2 separate regions of the Mus musculus genome follow, and region 2 is linked to region 1. A link is a loop called in an ENCODE intact Hi-C map of the cell type or tissue named here. Cell type or tissue: heart. All regions are shown on one strand. Links, peaks and the distances in the headings refer to the core of each region. The heading gives the core; the rest is flanking DNA. Region 1 overlaps Tenm4 (teneurin transmembrane protein 4). Region 2 overlaps Tenm4 (teneurin transmembrane protein 4).

What was found. Peaks named below come from ENCODE experiments on the same cell type or tissue, not always from the same donor. Only the 100,000 strongest peaks of a DNase experiment are listed, where the experiment ranks them.
Region 2: a loop joins it to region 1, with 3 times the contacts of the local background. A loop is called at or near these places in 2 of 42 quality-filtered maps.

Annotation. Positions count from the first base shown.
Region 1 is chr7:96,412,158-96,423,212 of GRCm38, forward strand. The region is part of intron 2 of Tenm4 (teneurin transmembrane protein 4); the gene reads left to right. Among named protein-coding and RNA genes, the nearest start is that of Gm15412, 76 kb to the left of the region's middle. In heart, for the core only: no CTCF peak of the experiment used is centred there; a DNase peak (open chromatin) is centred at 5,394; H3K27ac peaks cover 277 bases; H3K27me3 peaks cover 5,551 bases.
Region 2 is chr7:96,497,233-96,508,287 of GRCm38, forward strand. The region is part of intron 4 of Tenm4 (teneurin transmembrane protein 4); the gene reads left to right. Among named protein-coding and RNA genes, the nearest start is that of Gm15412, 160 kb to the left of the region's middle. In heart, for the core only: no CTCF peak of the experiment used is centred there; no DNase peak of the experiment used is centred there; H3K27me3 peaks cover 2,565 bases.

The DNA.
Region 1 (11,055 bases), core at 1,118-9,117:
TTTCAAACATGTACAAATTGCTTTATTTCAATAAAATTAAATCTGTCTCTGTATCTTTTTCTTTCTCTGTCTCTCTGTCTCTCTCCTTGTCTCTGTCTCTGTCTGTCTGTCTGTCTGTCTCTCTCTCTCTCTCTCTCTCTCTCTCTCTCTCACACACACACACACACACACACACACACACACACACACAATGGGATTACTTTGAAAAAGCTCCAGGTTTAGAGAACTCAACAACAGATGAGAGAAGCCCAGTACCGACTCTCGCTTGTGTGGGGACAAGTTTCCCTCTGCCCCTTTCTAGTCCTGTATGTAACCCTGGGTGCATGACGTATTCTCTCTGAATCTGAGTTCCCATAGAAATCCAGTCCAGGAAACAGTTATCACAAAATGGCAGTGCTGGGAGCTTTCTGGCATGGCTGTCTTAGGTGGATTGGTCTATCAGCCATGCTGCCGACAACTATTCTGAAGTCTTATTAGACTTCTCTCTCTTGACTTTTAAGTGACTTGCAACATTTGGATGACATCCATAACAGGGAAGTGTTGAGCATCCCAAAACCCCATGCTTATTTCTTGGTTATCTGTGCAATATGGCCCATTTGGTCCTCAAAGCAACCCCATGAGATGTACTTTACTCTTACCTCCATCTTAAAGATGGAGAAACTGTACAAAGATAGTCCAGAGTGTGCCTCAGCCAAAGTCTACCATGGCAGAGACAGGAATGGAACTGAGCAGTCTGCTCTCAGAAAACTTGGCTACCATGGCTTTCTGCATCTGGATACAGCCTTGTATCTGACCTGCCTTTGACAATTGTCCTATGATAGCATTTTCACTGCTCACATGCTCCCTGCACTAATCACAAACTCTTACATTTACAAAGTCAGAAATTGAGAGCCATGAAGAGACTTAGTCATAGTCAATAGGATACCTTAGCCCAGAGCCTAGTCCATTCTCTTTATTCCTCAGGAACACTGAGGCTCAGTTTCTGCATTCTTGGGAATTGAGATAAGGATGCTTAGCTCAGAAGGGACGCAAAGCACTTAGAAAGGGACCCAGGAACAGTACCTGCTAAGTGGATGTCACTTGCAAGTTATTGCATTTGATACTATCAAATGACATTTGCTTCCTTTGTCTGTCTTGAACACAGAGACTCTGAGATGTCTGAGTCCTTCCTATGCACCCTTACAGCAAAATTAATTGGTGCCAGATGTGCCGGAAAGCACAAGGGTGAAAGTCACTGCACCCAGGTCTATCTACATCTGTGCATGACAGCATCTCCCTCAAATGATACTTGGTTACATGAAATGAGCCTGTGTATTTTGAAAGTGTCTGATTTAGAACTTGCAACAGCAAATATGATTTCCTTCCCCTTCTCTGGTTGTGTTTTTCATGGAACAGAGCCATATATTTTTCTTTCTTTCTTTTTTCTTTTTATGGAAAGCAGACATTGAAAGACATTCTGCTGTAGCTTTTCAGTGGGACATTTCAAGGCAGGTCTGCTGAGGAAGTGTTAACTGAGCACTTCCTATGAGCACAAGGTTGTGTGGATTGCACAAGAAACACAAAACACGACCTTATGACTCAGTGGGATCAGGTCCTGATGGAGGTATAGCTGCCACACAGACAGACAGAAGGCTAGAACCCCCACAGACCACCGGACAGCTCCTAACTCTTCAGGTCTGCATTAGACAGGGCTCTGCAGAGACTCAGAACCAAGAGGCTAGTAGATTAAAGGAAGAGAAGTATAAAGAGATTACTCGTGTAATTAATGGAAGTGAAAAGTCTCACCAGCTGCCAGCAGGCACAGAGAAACCAGTAGTGTTGACACCAGCCAAGCCCAAAGGCCTATGAACTCACAGCATGCACATCCCAGAAGAGATTAGTGGCCAGCAGCCAAAAAGATGGTTCTCCCAGCTTAAGCTCCTTGCTTCCCCTCTATTCAGACCCTCAAGGACTGGCCAATGCCCACTCATACCAAGTGCTCCATCTTGACTCAGTCTACAGAGTCTCCTCCACAAAACACCTTTGCCTTCATCCCCAGAACCACTTAGCTAGACATCTAGTAGATCGGTCAAATCAATTCATAAAATCAGGCATTCATATCCAGTTCCAGGCCAGGGACAGCTTTCTAGGAAGTATTTGCTTGCAAGTAGGTTGAACAATCCAATCCAGATGACACTCCTAAACTGTTAGCTGCATATTAATCTGCAGGGACTAATATCATAACATAATTAGTGTAGCAGTGTTCCCAACTTAATTGAAAATGCTGCATATGAGGGGCAGTTAATGAGAAATGCAAGGTTTGATGATTCAGAACTGCAGAGACTTGGCGGTGTAGCGGGTGTAGCTGGGAAGTGTTGGATTTATTTCCTTTTGCTATTCTCTTTGTACATCTGGACAGGAAGGGTCTGAAAGGAGTTGCTAACAGTATGTATGGTGAGCGAGCTTTGATTATCTGGATGTCCCTCAGCTATTTGGAACACAGCAGAGAGCCAGCCAAGCAGGAAGCAAAAAAAAAAAAAAAGCCTCTGCACCGACAAAACACATTTTAATTTGTTCATACAACAGTCTTTTCACAATTCTGATAAGAAATCCTCTCAGCCCGCCCCATCAAAATTAATGTTTACATTATCCACAATGTTAGTACGCCAGGTGATCTGATTTCTGAGTCCTTAGCAGAGCAGCAGCTGCACCTCCCAGCAGGGTGGAGGCACCTACAGGGATGCTTGGCTCTGCATCTCCATCCAGTCTCAGGAGGGCTTTAAGGCACAAGGTTATATTTTGGGTATAGGGAAAACAAAGATGTAAGAATCTCCGCTCATATGTCGTCTGTGGGAAGGGAAGACATGATTTAATCTCGTTCTGGCTAGTTTAAACAGAAAAGGATTTAAAGGAGACTATTGGGGAACTTACACATTTTCTTAAAATAAAAACACTTAAAATGTTTTTATTTGTTAACGTATTTCTTTAACTATGTATGTACGAATGTATGTATGTATGTGGGAGGGGGCACTTGTGCCATGGTATGCATTTGGAGACCAGAGAAAAACTTGTAGGCGTCACCTCTCTCCATCTGTCTTGTATATCCTGGGAATCAAACTCAGGTGATCAGACTTGGCAGCAAATGTCCCTGCCTACTGAACCATCTCGTTGGTTGGCTCTTTGTGGGTTGTCTTGTTTTATTTTGCTTGTTTTAACTTGACCACTTTCAAGGAATGGCAGGGCCGAAGATTGGCTACCACAGGACAGGAAGCCCCCCGCATGGCACAATATCCCTCTTGCCCTAAGTCTTTGACATTTAAATTGGAGAACCCAAACCGTGAAGTTTCAGATGAGTGGTTATCTCTACCAGTGTGCTGGAGGGAAGGTCCCTGAGAGCAATATCCAGCTATAATGACAGCATCTATCCTGAGCTATCTGGTGGGAGGAATCTGTAGTTTCCCATGTCCAGACTGTTTGGAATACACAGGAAGTTGAGGTGGATGTAAAAAGAGTAAGTAATGTCTACTACAAATGTGGTCATGAGATGAGAGTTCAATGGCCAAGTCCTATTGAAGTTTCATTCCAGGACTGACCTGCTGTTGGACAGGAATACAGTGAAGGGGACACAAAATAACATCTGAGTGCTAGTAGTCAGGGAGGAACTCACAGCATGAGCAGAGTAAACAGAAACATCAAAGATGCAAGAAGGAGGACGAGTCCATTTAAGAGTGACTTATGTTACAGAGGCATCACTGTCGAACGCATGAAGGGAAGAGCTGGACAACAGCTAGAGTGGAGATGTACTTAGGACACTTGGTGGAGGGCAGACAGCTCCACAAAGCTGTTGAAGATGTTCTGAGATTACCATGTGAATTTCCCCTTGCTTGTAGCTCCAGCACCCAGCTGTACAAGAGTTTGTTGCTACAGCCTTTACTCTGCCATGTTCTCAGGTGATAGAAGGGTTGTGGGAGTACCATAGCCCTGATTCATACTCCTAGAGTAGCAACCAGGGATCTGGATACCAGGAACCCCAAGCATTCTTCTCACAAGGGCAAGTTACCCCAAAGAGAACTGCAGACACTCTCTGAAGATTGCCTCTTGGCTTAGAACAACAGCAGCAGCCTCCTCCCCAGTGTTCAGTGACATACAGAGATGGGTGTGGACCTGGGGACATTGGGGATCATGGCAGTAATGTGAACAGGTAATCAAGTTCAGCTTTGGGATTTTTCTCTGGGGATGGGGAGGAAGAAACAAAGTCTCCCGTTATATCCCAGGCTAGCCTGAACCTCACTGTTAGTGCAGAGTGGTCTTGAAGTCAAGGTCCTTTTTGCCTCTTTCTCCTAAGTGCTGGGGCTACATGTATGTGACATCACAACCTGACTCATCCTTATAAGAAGTTTTCATTCTTATCTTGAAATTTAGACAGATCTCTGCAAGCTAAATGAAAGTGTGGGGAATAGTCTGGAAGGAGGTAATTGGCCAGAGGGAAAGGTCATTTCCAAAGATCCACAAGCGGATTATTTAACATACCATTCTAATATGTATTTGCACATTTGCATATTCATTTATATTTACATGTTTATGCATCTGTATCTGTGTAGAGGCTGCCATTAAGACTGCTTTCTCCAGCCTCCACTCCCAGGGCTCTGTTCTGTTTTCTTTGCCCTTCCATACTTTGCTGACCTGAGCTCCCCTGGGTCAGTCATAGCCATGGGCAATGTCACGGTCACTGATCTAGGCTTCCAGCTTCATCACCACAGGTCCCCACCTCAAGTCAGGTAACAAGAACGGAGAGAACCACAGCAGGAACCTGACTGTCTTCAGCTCCTCATACTTCATGTTATTCACATTGTCCTTTATAGGAGGGACACTTTGGCCTCAGGTGTTTAGCAAGAATGATTGTGGGGAACATTGTCTAGAGCTTCCAGTCTCCTCTTGATATTGTGATAAGCCCATGACTTCAATGAGCCTTCTATAAGTATGTGTAAATGTGCTGTGTGTTTGTGTATACATATTTGTGTGTGTATTCCTTCTCCTGTGGGTGCACATTCGTTGAGTGTGTAGGCCAGGGATCAATGTCAGGTGCCTTCCTCTATTGCTCTCCAGCTGATTTTCCAGCATCTCTCACTGCACCTGGAACTCATCAATTTGGCTAGGCTGGCTAGTTAATGAGCCCCAGGATCCAGCCTGTCTCCATCACCGCTCCCAGCAACGGGGTAGCAGACGTGTGTGCGGTATCCAGGTTTTATATGACTGCTGGGGATCCAAACTCAGGTCCCCACGCTTGTGCAGGAGGTGCTTTATCCAGTGAGTTATCTCCCCAATCTTATCTCTAGAAATCTCAAAGTTACATCGAGTGCTGCTATCTTGCCTAGCCAGTCCTCCTGGCCAGCTGCCCAGAAGAGATCAGGGAGAGCCAACCACATGCTCCGCCAGCAGGGAGGCAGGAAGCAGGCCCACTGTTTCCTAAGGGAAGCACAAGCTTTGGGAAATAAGCAAGCCTCCATTCCCACACAGCAATTATGTGCACAATTACATTTCCAGCAGGTGTCACTTAAGAGGGTGAAACCCATTAACTGTTCAAATGAGAAAGCAGAAAGGAGTCTCCGAGAACACCCAGGCAAGGTATACTCTGCAACCTAGAGAGGGGACACTCTCGGGCTTCCACCACGTGTTCCCCCACTCAATCTGAATACTATACTGTGTATCGAAGTACACGGGCCTGATGCAAACTAGTGTAGAAATAAAACTTGGCCAGAAGGACAGCCATGATGCTTGGGCATGTGTGCACACCAACTAGGGAATGAGTATGGATAGCATTGGATGCCTCCCTTCAAGTCCCGAGAGGCATCCAAGTCTCTTCATAGCCCGCATCCTCCTCCTTCTCCTCTTCTTCCTCCTTCTCCTCCTCTTCCTCCTCCTCCTCCTCTCTTTTTGAGGGCATCAAGCACACAGGAAATAACCTATAAGTCCATGGAAGACATTTTTATAGCAATTTTCTCCATATTGCTTAAATGATGAACTAGATGTTTTGTAGGAACATCTAAGGAGAGAGAGAGACTTCCAGGCCTGCACGAACTTGCTTAAGTTGACATTTGCCCTGGAAAGTGACTATGATTGCCCTCATTAACAGATGAAGAGACAGAAGAAAGGAGAAGGATCTCACCCCAGTATGCTTGCTTGTTAATGAACTGCAGACCTTGGATTGAACCCAGGCCTGTCTGACTCCAGTGTGTTCTTTGCACTACACTGAGCAGCCTAAGTTGGGACTTCATTACAGAAGTGAAGCAGATGCTCCCTGGTGACGTCATACAGGAGGGGAGTTCAAGGACCAGAGCTTCTTCTGTCCTACTCACTAGACGGCCTCAGGGCCTAGATGAGACAGAAGGAACTTCCATTTTCTCTGCTCAGGTCAGCCTAGCTTTGATGGTCAAGGAACTGAAAGCTGGAAATGGGGTAAGAAAATGTCCTGGGCACAGCTGGCAGGCTTGCTTCCTTTCTGACAAAGCCCAGTTCACAACCTCCTTTCTTCAGTCATACTGCCATTAATATGAAGTGGCACAATTGGGTCTATGCCTTGCCAAGCAACAGTAGTTTCTGCACTGTCTAAAATGAAGAGACTGCCTCCTTGTCCAATCTCTCAGCCTTTTATACCATCACTTACAGGTTCTGACAAGTCCATGTTCTAGTGTGACTATAACCCTTCTGTATTAGTCAGGGTTCTTTAGAGGAACAGAAGTGATAAAGTGTGTGTGTGTGTGTGTGTGTGTGTGTGTCTGTCTGTCTGTCTTTGAAGGGAATTTATTAGAGTGGTTTACAGGCTGTGGTCCAGCTAGTCCAAGAGTGGCTGTCTACCAATGGAAAATCCAAGAATCCAGTAGTTGTTCAATCCACAAGGTGGGATGTCTCAACTGGTCCTCAGTCAGTATATTCTCGGGGGCTGGAATCCTGAAGAGGTAGGCTCTCCGTCCAGCAAAGGAATGATTTTGCCAGCCAGAGTAAGGACAAGCAGGCAAAGAGCAAAAGCATCCTTCTTCTGTGTCCTTTACATAGTCCATCACCAGAAGGGATGGCCCAGATTAAAGGTGGATCTTCCCACCTCAAAAGATCTGGAGTAAGAGTGGCTCTTCCCACTTCAAATGATTTAATTATGAAAACAGTTCCTCACAGGTGTGCCCAGCTGCTTGGCTGCTCGGGTTTTAGTTAATTCCAGATGTAGTCAGGTTGACACCAAGGACTGCCATCACTGCCCCAAGCCCCTTCCTCTGCTGTCATCTATCCTTTGACACAAGTCTCTCTTGGGTCATTTTTATTGCTTCCTGTGATACAGTTGAGGGTGAACTTTGTAAACATTTCATTGTATCCATTCAGCCAGTCATTCAACCTTCCATTCACCCAAGACATAATTACAGGGTGTGAAGATTTACTACGAGGTAGAGTTCATGACTGATTTGAGATGGATACAAAATTCATTAAGAAGTCCGGTCTCCATGTTGGAGAGCTAGATCACCACAAAAGGCTACAGGTGAAGGGCAGCCAATGAACAGGCCCCATTCTTCCTGGCAGCCTCTTCTCGGGGAGATGGTTTGACATCTAGGGCACTGTGCACTTACAGAGTTTTGCCTAGCACTATATCTTTGGGCAGCTACCAATATTTGGTTGGGAACCCCACCAGTTTCATACTGCAAGAACAGAGACCAAACCAAGAAGTGCCCTTTTCTACAGGCCTAGAGTAGCCCTGTAGACTATGGGAGGGAACACCCAGGGCAGAGATCTTTCCCTTTCTGGTTCCCTGGTCTTATCCAAGCTCCTGAAATCTGCTCTTCAGGTTCTACCCTCCAAGCAGATCAACCGATCAAGCCTCCTTTCTGGCTGACTAACTTTCATCTGATCAACAATTTTATTCTCCCAAGAACTGCTACTCACAGGAGAGCTGAATCTCACTCAGAGAAATCCATCTTTAGACTCTCACTGTGGCCAACACTGTGTGTCTGGAATGCTGGCACTCTTCTCTGGAGCTGGGTCAGTCTGTGTGTGAAGAGACGGTCATATGGGATGCACATGAGCCACCTCTGTCTCCTGTGGCTGCTGAGAGCCAGGAACTTGTAGATCATCAACAGGCCAGCTGTCACCTCCTGATCTTCCAGTCAGCTAGAGGAAATGGGAAAAGCCCTCCAGCTGTCCTTTCTGAAGGCAGATGGTGGCCTTGTATTTGGAGCTCGGGCTCAGGGTGGGAGTCATCTGTCATTTGCAAGGGGTTCTTCATCTGAAGAGTCTACTCCAGCTTACGGCCTGGTCCTATCTTCTCACATGCCACATCAGGGTCTCTCTCCAGCTTCTCTTTGGGGTCCTATTCATGCATTCACTATATCTGATAAGGCAAGTATACAGAAGGTGCCCAATAAGTATGCTTTTTAACTAGCTGCCTCCAAATAGATTGTGACTTTTCTATCTATGAATCTGCAGCCATTTGAAGTTGAGTTCAAATTTGGAAGTAAGATGACTACTTTAGATATGGTGCTATTTTGCTTTGCCCTGATTTTCATTTATTTGGTTAGTAGAAAAGCTGAGCATTTCCCCACATGTTTATCCACTCAACATACTAGTTGTGTAGTTGGCCTCCTGCCCAATTTATTTATTTCCCTCACATTGAACCTTTGCTGAGTGGGTATTAACCTTAATCTACGTTACATCCTACAGGTGCAAGTTTTTCAATCCGATGTCCTTTTTACTTATTTTCTTTATTCTCTGTTGCACAGAATTACGGAGTACAGTTAATTTCCATTCATATTAAGTTGTATCATCAGTGCCGCACAATCTACACTGAATGTTGGAAGTGAGTCTCCTCAGGCAGCACACACTCTTCCTGCCCCAGCAAGCTGGGTGAGCCGAGCAGGTTGAAAAGGGCCACAGAAGTGTTTCCAAAGGCAAACACTTTGTTCCTTATGTCATCGACCCACTGGCTCCTGCACGCACGCGTGTTGCTCTTAGTTAAAAGGCCAGCCACTTGTGTTAACAGCTCTACTTGATCTTGATGGAGCTCCCCCTCTCTCCACCTCCTGAGTACTGTTTTCCTTAATCAAATGTCACAGGATCAGAAAACATGAATGGAGGGTCATTGCGTTGCTGATGAGGACCAAAAGTCCTTTCCGCTTTGGTTGGGCTTCCCTATGAAACATATGCTGTTGTGCTTGGATCCCCAGGTCTTCTCAGCAGCCCTCTGGCACAGGAGTGGAGGGTTATCTTCCTACAGTATCTGGTGTGGAAAATGAGGCTCAAGGGCTTGGCTCTGTTCCCTACCAGTCAGGCAAAGGCCAGACCTTCCCCCTCTGATGTCAGAACTGATGTTTGTTTTGCCTAACAAGTTCCTACTATCTGGACATGGAAGTAAGCAGTGTTTTGGTCCTAAACTCAGCTCTAGAAGGAAAATGATCTCCCAACCGCTAGAAGTTGCTAGATTAAATGTCTGGTGACAGTCTCACCTGGGTGCTCCTGCAGGGAGAGCAAGGTGATGTCCAAAAAAAGAAAGAAAGAAAAAAAGAAAAAAGAAATAAAGAAAGAAGGAAGGAAGGGAGGAAAGAGCAACTGGTGATATCCAGCATGCTGTGGAAAATCTGCAAGAAGTGATTTAACTGGCAGCTTTGCAATCAACTTCTTTTGCTAAACAGGATCTGTTCTTTTCCAGAACTTCATTATCCAGCAGAGGAAACAGGCAAGCCCAGACCACTCTTAAAAAATGTGGGAAATGCATCAGGCGCTCATGCATTCATTCAGCAGATACTAAGAATTATTTGCTATCTAATGTCCCAGTGTAAAATAATATGAATTATTCTTAACCCCGTCTAGCTTCAAATGGATGAGACTCAAACTGTGATTTATTTATTAAGCTCTGTGCAATTATTGTGGGATGACCCCTAATCTAACTTTCTAATGCTAGACTGGCTAATTCCCCAATTGTGCTCCCCAAATACTTGCTGTTAGAATTTTCCTACGTTATTTCTGCTCCAGCAGTCTGGTGACCTGGACGAGAATTTTACTTGGGCACATGCTGCTGGCCCATCATGACTAATAGAGACCTCTTATTTATCCATCTTCTCCTTTGTGTTCTTGTTCTCTCTCTCTCTCTCTCTCTCTCTCTCTCTCTCTCTCTCTCTCTTCCCCTTCCTCTCTCTCTTTCTCTTTCTCTTTCTCTTTCTCTTTCTCTTTCTCTTTCTCTTTCCCCTTCCCTCCCTCCCTCCCTAGCTCCCTCCTTTCTCCATCCCCTTATGGTCTCTACTTGTGAACCCCAGGCTGGTAATTCAAACTCTACCTCATTCTATTCTACCCAGTAATTAATTATAGCCATTTTTTTAACCAATGGTTTTAAATTGAGGAGTAAGGTTTGCATAACAAAGGCGTAGGTGAGAATTTGCTCCTCTTGGCATAACCAGATCCTGGAGTACAGAATTTAGCATAGAAATTCAAGCAGCACCAGACCAACCCCCAACATCCCAGTAAACACAGCAGACCAAAATCAGGAAGCTTGCAGCAGGGAAGGCCAAAAAAATTAATAACCATTGTGGTCCACACACTGGAGCCTTGGGGTGGCAGTCAGAGTCTCAGTCTTAGAGAAGCACCCTCCATGCAGCACAGAGAAACAGGGATTAAGTTCTGCTCTCAAAATGAGGGGTTTTGTGCTATCCTATGACTCTCAATGGGGGCTCAATCCAGGCAGTCAGCAAGAGGATGCATTGCTTGGTGAAGAAAAGAGTAACAGCATAAGAGTGAAGGTCTGAAAGATGTGGGAACTTGATAGCAAGGCTAGAGAAAAGTGTCGAAAAATTCAAGACTCTGTATGGCAGACTGTGAGGGTTTGGTGGCATCCACAAGGACAAGGACACCAGGGCCATATGCTGCCATGACCATGTGCATACCATTGCTGTGAGTCATTATTATGTGAGGGATATTAGCCAGTGGCCTGAGCAAGGGTTCTGACATACTCCTGTAGTAACATTAAGACACATAAGAGCATATGTAAGAGTCAGACACCCCTCCTGATCTTCTAACCTCAAAGAACATCCTAAACGGTGTCCAATA
Region 2 (11,055 bases), core at 1,218-9,217, 85 kb after region 1:
TCCCGGGTTTTAAGGCTTGCTGACTTTGTATGTGGCTATACACTGTCGCTTCTCATCTCCAAACTTCTATCTCTTCATTTGTGAGACAGAGAAGCTAATGCATGCCTGTCAGAGACGGTCTGTGTTGGGGTAATGGTCATGAGGCACTTAGTACCTGGTCCCTAGGAGATACACAATCAATATGAGTCCTTGAGTTCATTAACTGGTGATGGAATTACTTACCTTTGGCTAAGAGAGGACAAGAGGCAGAGGCAACTTTAATTTTTAAAAAAAAAAAGGAACAAGAAGATACAGAATGTTCATTAGACATAAAAGAGAAATGTTCATACTTGATAAACTCTCACACAAACGTAACTCCAAGCCAAGAAGGTCCATGAAGTTAAAACTCAGAGCCTCATAAGGATAGATTGATTGCTACAGAAACACGCAGCTGAAAAGGACAAATGAATATGGGTTCCAGAGCTGTACAAACTCTCCTACCCTATACCCAGGGTCAAAGCTCTAGTCCTGGACAGCAAGAACTCATGTCCCTGGAATGAGGGCCCTAGACTATCAGGTCAGGGGCCATGTGATGCATCATGTATTTGTGTATGTTTAGAAGGCTATAGGGAACATCAGATGAGCTGATGAGTGGCAAGGAGAGTTGTAAACTGTAAAATAAATGCCCCACACTTTGTGCTTTGAATTATACATGCATTAGAGACTCTTGGTGTTTTCAAAGCAGCACAAGGTAAGATCCAGCTGGGTGTGTATTATACTATTTGAGTACAGACCATAGATTTTTGAGAAAGAAAATCAGCAGCATGTATACACTTATGGGCACGCCTAGCATGTGCAAGTGCTTATACATGTGCATCTGTATGTGTGCACAGGGGTTTGTATGTATGAGAATCTCCAGTCGTTTTAGCATGACCAGCCTCCACACAGTGTCTGGTTCCCACCAAGATGTATAACCTGGGCCATGAAATCAGTCAATCTGGCGCTATTGCCAGTTCTGTCAACTGACTAGCTCCATTATCTTGGGCTAAATAGGATCACCTTGTTTGACAAGAGTCCTGTCCCTGCTTGCTGAAGCTTTGAGTCTGTGGAGAACGCTGCTCTGAAGGGTTGGGGGAGGGGGAAGTTGAGTGGAACAACACTCAAGTACTCTAGCTGTGGGGAAGCCTGGATCCGGTGGCCACTGTTGGCAGAGCTAAAGGAGTGTTGTTCTTCCCTGCAGAATATAAAGGACTTCTGGAAGTGTCTTACATCCTTGGCACTATCTGAGGGCCTGCTATATCTCTGGGTAAAGAGCCATATCAGGAAAACATATCATCTATCATTACTAAGTTATTCCACAATTTGTTCATTCCCAAAGTCTTTTCCCTTAGCCTGGGCTAAGGGGCTGGCAGAATTAGAATCTCCGGAGATTTGGATGTTGTTGTCATTTAAGATAGAAAATAGATTTGTCAGTTGGTTTTAACTAAATAAAACTAATATCCTGGCCTTTGCTCTCCAGACAGTTACTGGCTGCAGACACAGAAATGCTCTGACTGCTGTAGAGCCAGTGGGCCCTTTAGGGGAGCTCCAGCCCTGTGGAAGCCAGACAACCAACTTGAAGCCATTTCCAAATTGTGGGTGGTGATCCATTTCAAGTTATGAAATGAATTTGATGATTCAAGGCCATCGTTTATTAAAACTAATTAGAATGACCCATTAGCCTACAGAGAAGGTGTATGTATTTGATTGTTTTGTTTTGTTTTGTTGAAATAGGTTCTCTTTTTCATCCAGGCTTGCCTGGAAATTGTGGTTCTCTTGTCTTAGCCTCCCCTTCCAAACACTGGGATTACAAACTCACCTCACCCTGATGCTTGACTCTTCAACAAAGACTACTTATCCAAAATATATGCAGTAGGAAAGAATCAGCTCTCCATAAAAATCAATAACCAAAGGACAAATAGCTCACTTAAAAATGGGCAAAAGACTTAGATGCTTCCAAAAAGAGAGTAGAAAAACAGCCCCCAAAGCCATGGACACATCACTATTCTTGAGAAATTGATACATGAGAACCACCATGAGATAACTGCTACCACTTCCACACTTCCATGAGAAAGGCTTGAATGGAAGAGGTGGAGTTTGCCCAGCATCTATGACCATGTAAAGCCACTGGAATATACTCACACTGGTTGGGTTGAATTAGTGTGCTGACTTCGAAACACTCTTCAGTTACCAACCATTCAGAACCTAGGAGTGCAAGTGTGTCCACTCTGTGGCGTGTACCCATGAAGTGTTCATATGGGTGCGTGTAATACAAAAATCACAAGCCGCACACAGGTGTGCCAAACACATGCCACGCCCAGCCTTGAATGGACAGATGCAGTCAGTCTCTTCCCACAGTGGGGCAGAACATTCAGCAGTGCTGATGACCCTGGAAACCGTAAAACTGAAAGACAGAGGCCAGGCACAGGGCTTTATAACCCCCCTTTATAAAGTACAAAAGCAGGCAAGACAAATACCTTAGCAGTCTAGGGAGTGATTACCCTTAGGGGAGGAGCTGGGGTTGGGGAGAGAATGGGAAAGGCTTCCAAAGTACTGATGTTGTTCTGGAGGATCTGTTTTGGGGTGCCTGCCTGCATCACTGGACCTGGCTCCCATGGGTGTTCTCACTTTTTGAAACTGCATCAAGCTGCTGAGTTCAGATGGGTTCCCTCCACTGTACTTAGATCACACTTTAATAAAAGCATGCATGTGACAATAATGGAGGACTCATGGTGGGTCATAAAGGTTGGCATTGTTCAGTAATGGGGCAGCCTGGTGCCTCTGCCGATGTATGTCTGCAGGGTTCGGGTGTCAGATGTCTTTCTTACTGTGAGTAACAGGCCATGAGTGAGAACCATCCACGTAATTAATGTAAGCTTCCACTTTTAGGTGAAGAACTTGATACCCAAAAAAGAATTAAGAGCTAGGGTAACACAGAGCGAGGTGACGGGCTCTAGGTTTCCAATCTCTGTGAATGGGGAGTATGTAGCCAGTTTTCACCAGATGGGCCTGGGTGGCATGGTGAGGCCAGATGGGTAGGCTGTTCAGTCTGGCACCTTTCTCAAGGGAGGATGTTCAAGATGGCAGGGGTAGTTTTGAGGGGGCATTTTCCCATCCCAGCCTGGCTCGGGCTCCCCAGGATCTCTCTCGCCTCCTTCCTGCCTCCTCTGTCTGAGTCTGTTCACCCCTGTACTCTATCAGTTTTCCATTTGTGTAGAACAGCCTTGGTGCCAAAGCCATGCAGTCATGCTGTAGAAGCTGGAAAACAGAAGGAAACAAATAGGACTACTGAGATCCAATAAAGCACACTTCCAACTAGTTTGTGGTTTTGTTCAAGAATTTTGGGCAACAGGAACCCTACTCTGAGCTTACAAAACCATTGGGCTTTCTGGTTAAGGATGAGTTTGTGCAAAGGTTCTGGGACCCTCCCAAAAAGGGTTCATTAACCACTTGCCAACCCCGCTAACCAGGATCACTCAATACAAGCTACCTGAGAGCTCTTTACTCTGGGCATGTGTCAACCTGCATAAATACAAGGGTAAGGTACAGTATAGAATCCCCAGGCTGATATAAAGGGGGCCAGAGAGGGTCTCAGAGATATTGAGCTGAAGCTAAAAACCAAGGATAAGGAATGTGCCTGCATAAGGTTGCTGGAGAATCACCATTGTCGTATTAGGAAGCTGCCTGCAGTCCCACGCAGGGAGAAGAGGCAGAAGAAATGGAGTGGGCAGAGCCACGTACTGATGGAACCTTCCTGGGTGATGAGGAAAACCTCACCAGAGACTTGTAAGGCAGGAAACGCCTGTCACCTAGGAGACAGGATAAAAGATGCAGGCAGATGCTGCTAGGAATGTTGGTACAGGTTTGAAATTATGTTCTACAGCACTCACTGGCTTAGGCCATCTTTAAAGGCCTGTGCTGGTGTAGGTCTGGCTGAAGGCCAGAGGTAGAAAGATGAGTAAGAGATTTCCCAGCATCACAGCCCTGCCAGGGACCCAATACTCAAAAACAGACACAATTTGATGTCATTAATATTCTAGAACAACTATCCTAAACTGTTTCTAGGATACATCAGTCCTGCAGGATAGTCTTTCATCTGTGTGTGTGTGTGTGTGTGTGTGTGTGTGTGTGTGTGTCTGTGTGTGTGTGTGCGTGTGTGTGTGTGTGCATGTACGTGTGACGTGTGCATGTAGAGGGTGTTGAATGATCTGAGATGCACCATGGATTGAATCCATTTGGGGAGGTGTGCACACTGCTAGCACGCTAAAGATACTAAGAAAACCTGCAGTGGGGATGTTAATGGTTTGGAGACAAAATTTTCTAATATCCTAAAATTGTCCTAACATCTCCATATTTCCTGTGAGGTCATCGAAGTCTGTTCCTCAGCTAGAGAAGCCCAATCGTGAGATGGGCCAGAGGCTTCTTAAAATAAGAGAACAGGGTTTCTCTGAGGAGGGAAATGTGGATATTATATAAGGTCCAGCCCACCCTGACCACTCATAAAATTGTCAATGGAGTGATGGCTAGTGCGTTGCCTTGCGGAGAAGAACTTAAAGCTCTCAGCAGAAGCATTGGCATTGTAGAGTTTCTCAGGGAACCTAATGCAGGGCCCCCGTACTTCCTCACCTGCCTCCTCTCTTCCAGCTACTTGGGAAAAGGCAAGATGCAGGAAAATAGTTAATCCAGGCGCGGTGATCTATGTCTGGAATCCCAGCCTTCCAGAGGCTCAGGCAGGGCGTCAGGAAGTTTAATGCCAGCCTGGACTACATTGGAAGACTCTGTCTCTGAACAAATAATAAAGGAAACTGGTTTTAGAACATGCATGCTGGAGCCAGACCATCTGAGTGTGAATTCGGTGCTGTTTCTCCTTTCCAGTTCCTTAGACAAGTTGTCCAGGTACCACACTTGCAAAGGCAGTGGCCAGCTCAGTACCCCCTGGGATGAAGTATGTTCACTTGTTTCCTAGAAGGCTCTAGCATGAAGCAAATATTGTAGTTGCACGAAAACCTTCCAGGGTGCCCTTTCCAACAACTCCTGGTAGTCCAAAGAATCTCCTACTTGGAGTAATGGAGTAAATGACCTGCAAATCCACTTTTCTCATCAGCGTCAGGAAGGGTTGGGTGCTCTTCCTTCCGTGACAATAGGCAGGACTGTTCCAAGTCAGGCTTAGGTTCCACTCCTGGTTTTCAGAGCTGAAGCAGCTGCCAAGGAGCGTGGTCCCAGGGACTTCAATGCATCTATTATTAATTTTCTGCAAGCAGCCGTTGGCTTCCCAGACAAGCTCCTGTCTGTAGATGACTGTAGCCCTCTCAGAGCGCTCCTGCCCTTAGTACTTCTCACAAGGCTCGAAGGAAACAGCCCTTCATGCCCCTGTGTCCCTGGGAAGGTGGATTGTAGTGTAAACAATGAATCAAAGGCCCAGGATGGTCATACTGAATCTGACCTACGAGGATAGGACGTCTTGTTTTTTCTTCACACCTCCTGCCTCATGCACGGTACACAGGCAGAGCTGTAGAGATCTCCTTGACAGCAAGATTCCATACCCTATTAATCAGAGGGCTGTGATGCCATCTACAGTGTGCCATGCATCCCGTCATCTCTCTCTCTCTCTCTCTCTCTCTCTCTCTCTCTCTCTCTCTCTCTGTGTGTGTGTGTGTGTGTGTGTGTGTGTGTGTGTGTAATGTCACCAGGAAACTCCAAGCAGCTGTCTTCCTTGTCGTCCAATCTACCCTCCCCAATCACTGAACTAAATCTTCCAATCTGCCCTCCCCAATCACTGAACTAAATCTGAACTGCTTCTTTGTGCACCCTCGGGCACACATTCCCTCTTCCAGTCGCTATCAAATCTCTCACTTCTCTGTTTGGCCTCTGATTTTGTTGTATCTGAATTATAAGCTCATGAGAGTAGGAGCCTGTTCATCTTCTAACGTCCTCAGCAATGTGAATCTCCTCCCAGCGACCACTGCAAGAGTGTAACTTACCCACCCCACCTCCTAGCTCAGCCCCCACCCTCTGCCTTCCTCTCTCTTTTGTTTCTTCCTTCCTGCCTTCTCCCCTTCCTCATTTCCTATATTTTTCTTAATTGCTTAACAAAGGAAGTTAGAGAGCACCTAGTCAAACAATTCTCTAGAGGAAACCATAGGCCCACTTAAAATAGGGAAAATACTGAACACCCAAGCTCTTAGCCTGGTCAGCAACCCACACTTTCTCTCTCCTAACATAAGAACAAAATTGGTTCTCCTGTGATAAAAGATTTAGACAACTTCAATCTATTCTTATAGCCTCCCCCTCCCCCAGAACAAAATGATGCCAAGTGCCTGACATATACACGTTCAGCCAAAACGAGCAAGGTACTACCCTCATTTGTAGATGCGGGATGTGGTCCCAGTTAGCCCAGAAACTTACCCATGCTGGACACACCAGCGTCTAACAGATCCAGAGTCCATGAGAGTTTACACACTCCAGTCTCTGCATGGCTACCTTCTACCTCCCAGGGGCCCGTGTTCCAACCCAGCATCTCCTCAGACAACCTTTGAGCCCACTGTAGCTGCATGTGCCAAAGATAGGCCATTGGGTTTTAATTGACACCACTTGGTCATAAGCACAGGCCCTCATTCCTGAGGTTTCCTGACAGTGCAAGCGTGTGTTGCTCATTAGAAAGCACCACATCTGTGCAGCACCAGGGATGAGCCTGCTGCCCCACAAAGTGTCCTCATGGCTAAAATGAAGTTCTCCATGACCTGAAGTACCAAGTCCCCAATCCTGTCCACACAGGCTGGGTCTTCCTTCTCAAATGTCAGGAATTTCTTCCAAGGAAATCCTAGAGCACCCGGGGAAAGAGGCCAGGCTCTATGCATCTCATGTAGACCTTTACAGTCTCTAGTCTCCCCTGTGTTCCCAGAACATGACATTTTGACTTTCACTTTGGAATGAGGTTGGGCTTATTTTAAACAATAATGGAACTGGAATGGAAGACAGGGAGGCTAAACTCTCACCCCCAACTCCCTTAAGAATTTACTGGGTAGATCACATGGGCTCTCAAAGACTGTCTCCATCTTTAAAATGTATATTTTAGATGCTACAATCTCTTCTACCTTGACAAGGATAACTAAAAAATTCTAACTTGGGAGCCCTGCTTCCTGAACTTAAATCCCAGCTCTGACCCTGCTAGTGTGCAACATGGATCAAGCTATATGAGTTCTCCCTGGCTCCAGGTGATTATCAGTATAATGAGATGATAGTAATGGCCATCTCATAGATTTTTTCTTGGGATGGCATGTAACTCTAGATGGATGCCCAACCCACAGCACATTTGTTGACTGTGGCTGGTGTCATCATGAATCCACAGTGTATGACTTTATACTTTTGTTTGCCAATGCAGATCCACAGTCTCCTAGCTTCTATTTCCTTTCCTTTCACTGCTTCAGGAAATACAGGACAGAAAGCTGTTATAAATCTAGAGATGATTGGAGTGAATGTGTGCAGATCATAATAGCTCCCGAGTACATTGTACAAGGCAGTGACATATATAGACAGTGTTTAGAGAAATAGTGTACAGATTCCCAAATCACGCCAGTACCAGTGTGTCTCTCAGTTAGAAACCTCCAATCTAGATTATTGTTTTTTCTTCCAGTTTGATTCACGCATACAATAGGTGCCAAGTCAGTGTTTAAATAGACAGGTATATGTATGTTTGTATGGGTGGATGGATTCACAGATGAGTAGATGGATGACGGGTGGGTGGGTGGGTGGGTAGATGGATAAATCCACTTTATATTTGCTTCTTCATTTATCTTAAGCAGAGTAGTGTGTGTGTGTGTGTGTGTGTGTGTGTGTGTGTGTGTGTGTGTATTTTCAGAGAAAGCTCCAGCTATTTCTCTTGTAGGGAGGTAGATGGCCATAGCTGTGTGTTTGCACATTCCCCCATCTTTTAGCATATAAAATCATTTTTCAAGTCTTTTCAGCTGTCCACCTTTGACAACAGATATGCACTTCTCTGTTTCTCCTGTGCCTTCCTCTTCCAACAATGAAGGGCTTATGCTGGGATTATTGCTTGTGGCTGCCTCTTTCCGAAGGTCCCAAAGCTTGGTCTGGCTTTTATCAATGGTATTGATGGAGGATGGGGTCTCAGACAGTTGGATTCAGGGAGTGGTGCTGTGGCCTGGTGCCAGCTGAATATGTCAGGCTAAGATGGGTAATTCAGGTCTGCTCTGGATATAGGCAGCTTGGTTACCTGTTATCCAGCTGTTAGCAGCTGTTGCCTTAGAAGTCATCAAGCTGTTTTCCCAGAGTTTGCTGCAGGCCTAGAGAATGGTGGGGATCGGGAGGGGATGGGCTGGCCATGGCATAGTGGCATACAGCTATTCTCTGAGTGTGAAGAACCTTGTCCCACAGGGCAAAGGGCTGCTCTCGCCACTGCCTCTTAGAGCTCCAACTCCCTAATGAGATTAAAATGCCAGCATCCTGCCTCTGTGCACACTTAGGAACGCATTGGCTTGAGAGGCTTAATGAGTGTTAGTCAGGAATCTAAGTGAGGTCTGGGCAGGCGCCTGGCTGATGCTTCGTTGATTAGAATACTCAATGTGCTGCCCTTTGAAAGCCAGCAATTGCCGGAGACCAGGCTCTGTGCTCTGTTTAAAGAATTCCTTAGTAACCCTACATTCCCACAGCTTACAGACCCCTTTAAGTGCCCAGTGATCTGGCATAGGTTGATTGGGACAAGAAAATGGGTAACAAAGACAAAACTGATGGTCGTTATCACAACAGTAAAGAGTGGCTTTCAAACCTGGCACCCACCAGGAACACTTAGGATTGGTTCATCTGTTTCTTGGGAGATATTTCCTTCTTTTTTAGAGATGGGGTCTCATGTAGTCTAAGATGACCTCAAACTTGCTGTAAAGCCAAGATGCCATTAAACTCACGAACCCCCCTGCTTCTGCCTCCCAAGCTGATAGAGGTAGGCATAAGCCACCAAGCTCAGGTTATGCTGTGCTGGAAACTGAACCCAGGATTTCATGCATGCTAAGCAAGCACTCTACCAACTGAGCCACACCCCTGACCCCTTGGATGATACTGTCATGGTTCTCTTTCTCTAGACCCAGAGACATGGGAATCTATCTGCTTATTAAAGGTGCTGTGGGGTGCCCATGTCCTGGCTGAGCCCCAACACTGGGAACTGTTGTTCAGCCATCTTAGTGCCAGAACTGGATTCTCGAACCACAGTGCTGCCACTTCCTAATTTGTACATCCTTGCACCTGCTGTTTAGCCTCTGGGCCTCAGTTTTAGCATCTCTAAAATGGGATTGGACAAAATGATAGCACTGCTATAGCAAACAATACAGAAGCTGAAATTGACAATAGAGTTACAACATGATCCAGCAACTCTGCTTCTGAGCATACATCTGAAGGGAAAACAAACAAACAAACAAACAAACAGGAGCTCGAGGAGATAACCTGTGCACACTCATTCCTAGAACCATTCCCACATCCAGAGGTAGACCACATTAAGTGCCTGCTAACAGATGAATGGTCATGGCAGTTCTCTACTACGGAATGTTATTAAACTTTTAAAAAGTAGGTTCACATATTCCACCATGGAAGGAGCTTGATGACATGATATAAGTGAAGTAAGATGCATATCATGAATCCATTCTTATGAGGAACTAAGATGGCCAGATCTGTAGGTGGTTGTTGGCAGCTGGAGGGAGGGAGAGTGGGATTTTAATTATCTCACAAGTTCAGAGTTCCATCTGTGTAAGCTGCAGGGGTCCTGGAGCAGGATGGGTGTAACGGAAGGACAGCCGATTGTATTTTAGTGCCAGAGCTAGACCCTTGCAAACGACCAACAAAATAATTGTATGCTCTAGGGCACAGTGTCTCTGCTTTCCATCTTGCTGTAGGAGAGCTGGGATTACAGACGTGAGTCACCACATCCAGCTTTTAGATTTTTTTTAAATTTTATTTTATGTATATGTATGGGAGTGTTTTGCTTCCGCGTGTGTCTGTGCACCACATGCTTGCCTGCTGCCCGGGGAGACAGACCAAGAGTGTCAGAACTCCTCAAACTGATCTTGAGATGCTGCATGCGTGTTGAGAACCAAACTAGCTTCTCTGAAAAGTAGTCAGTGCTCTTAACTGCGGAGCTATCTCTCCAGCCCCCACACTTAGCTTTCTATGAGTTCCAAGAATCAAACTCAGGTCTCCAGATTTGCACACCAAGTGCCTTTACCAGATAAACCATCTCACTAATTGCATAGCTAGATTTTTTTTTAAAGTTCGACATATAGTATCTGCCCTCCAGAATCCCTTTAAGGAAAGTATCCAATAGCATCTGCAAATGGCTTAGCACAGCTTCTGACACAGCACCTGTATTTAAACATCCCTTTGTCTTCTCTCCATCATTTTTCAAGTATTTTCAAAACCATGTTTAACCTAGGGTCTTTATATGTATGTTCTTATCTCCAGGAATGTGTCTAGAGGGAGCAAGGAAGGGGACACACATTTGTGGAGAAAGAACACAAATACTTTTGTGGGGGGTTGAATGTAATTGGTCGATAGGCCCAGAGGGAGTGGCACTATTAGGAATGGAGGCCTACTGGAGGAAGTGTGATACTATGGAGGCAGGCTTTGAGATCTCTTATGCTCAAGCCATGCCCAGAGTGGCACACAGTCTCCTTCTGCTGCCTTAAGATCAAGGTGTAGAACTCTTAGCTCCTTCTTCAGCACCATGCCTATCTGCATTGCCACCATAAGGATAATGGACTGAACCTGTAAGCCAGCCCCAATGAAATGTTTTCCTTATAAGAGTTGCTGTGGTCATGGCATTTCTTTGCAGCAATAAAACCCTAACTAAGAACGTGCGTACCTATATGAGGTTTAAGTTCAGAGATGTCTCATAGTCACAAAATGAAGGCAAGGCCCATCAAGGCTTTCCTCAACTCACCCTTCTGAGTGGCTTTTGGCCTGCGGATGGCTAAGGAACATGGCTTCCACTCTTCAAAGAGAGCCTGCAAAACGTCACACTTGCCAGTTGGCTTT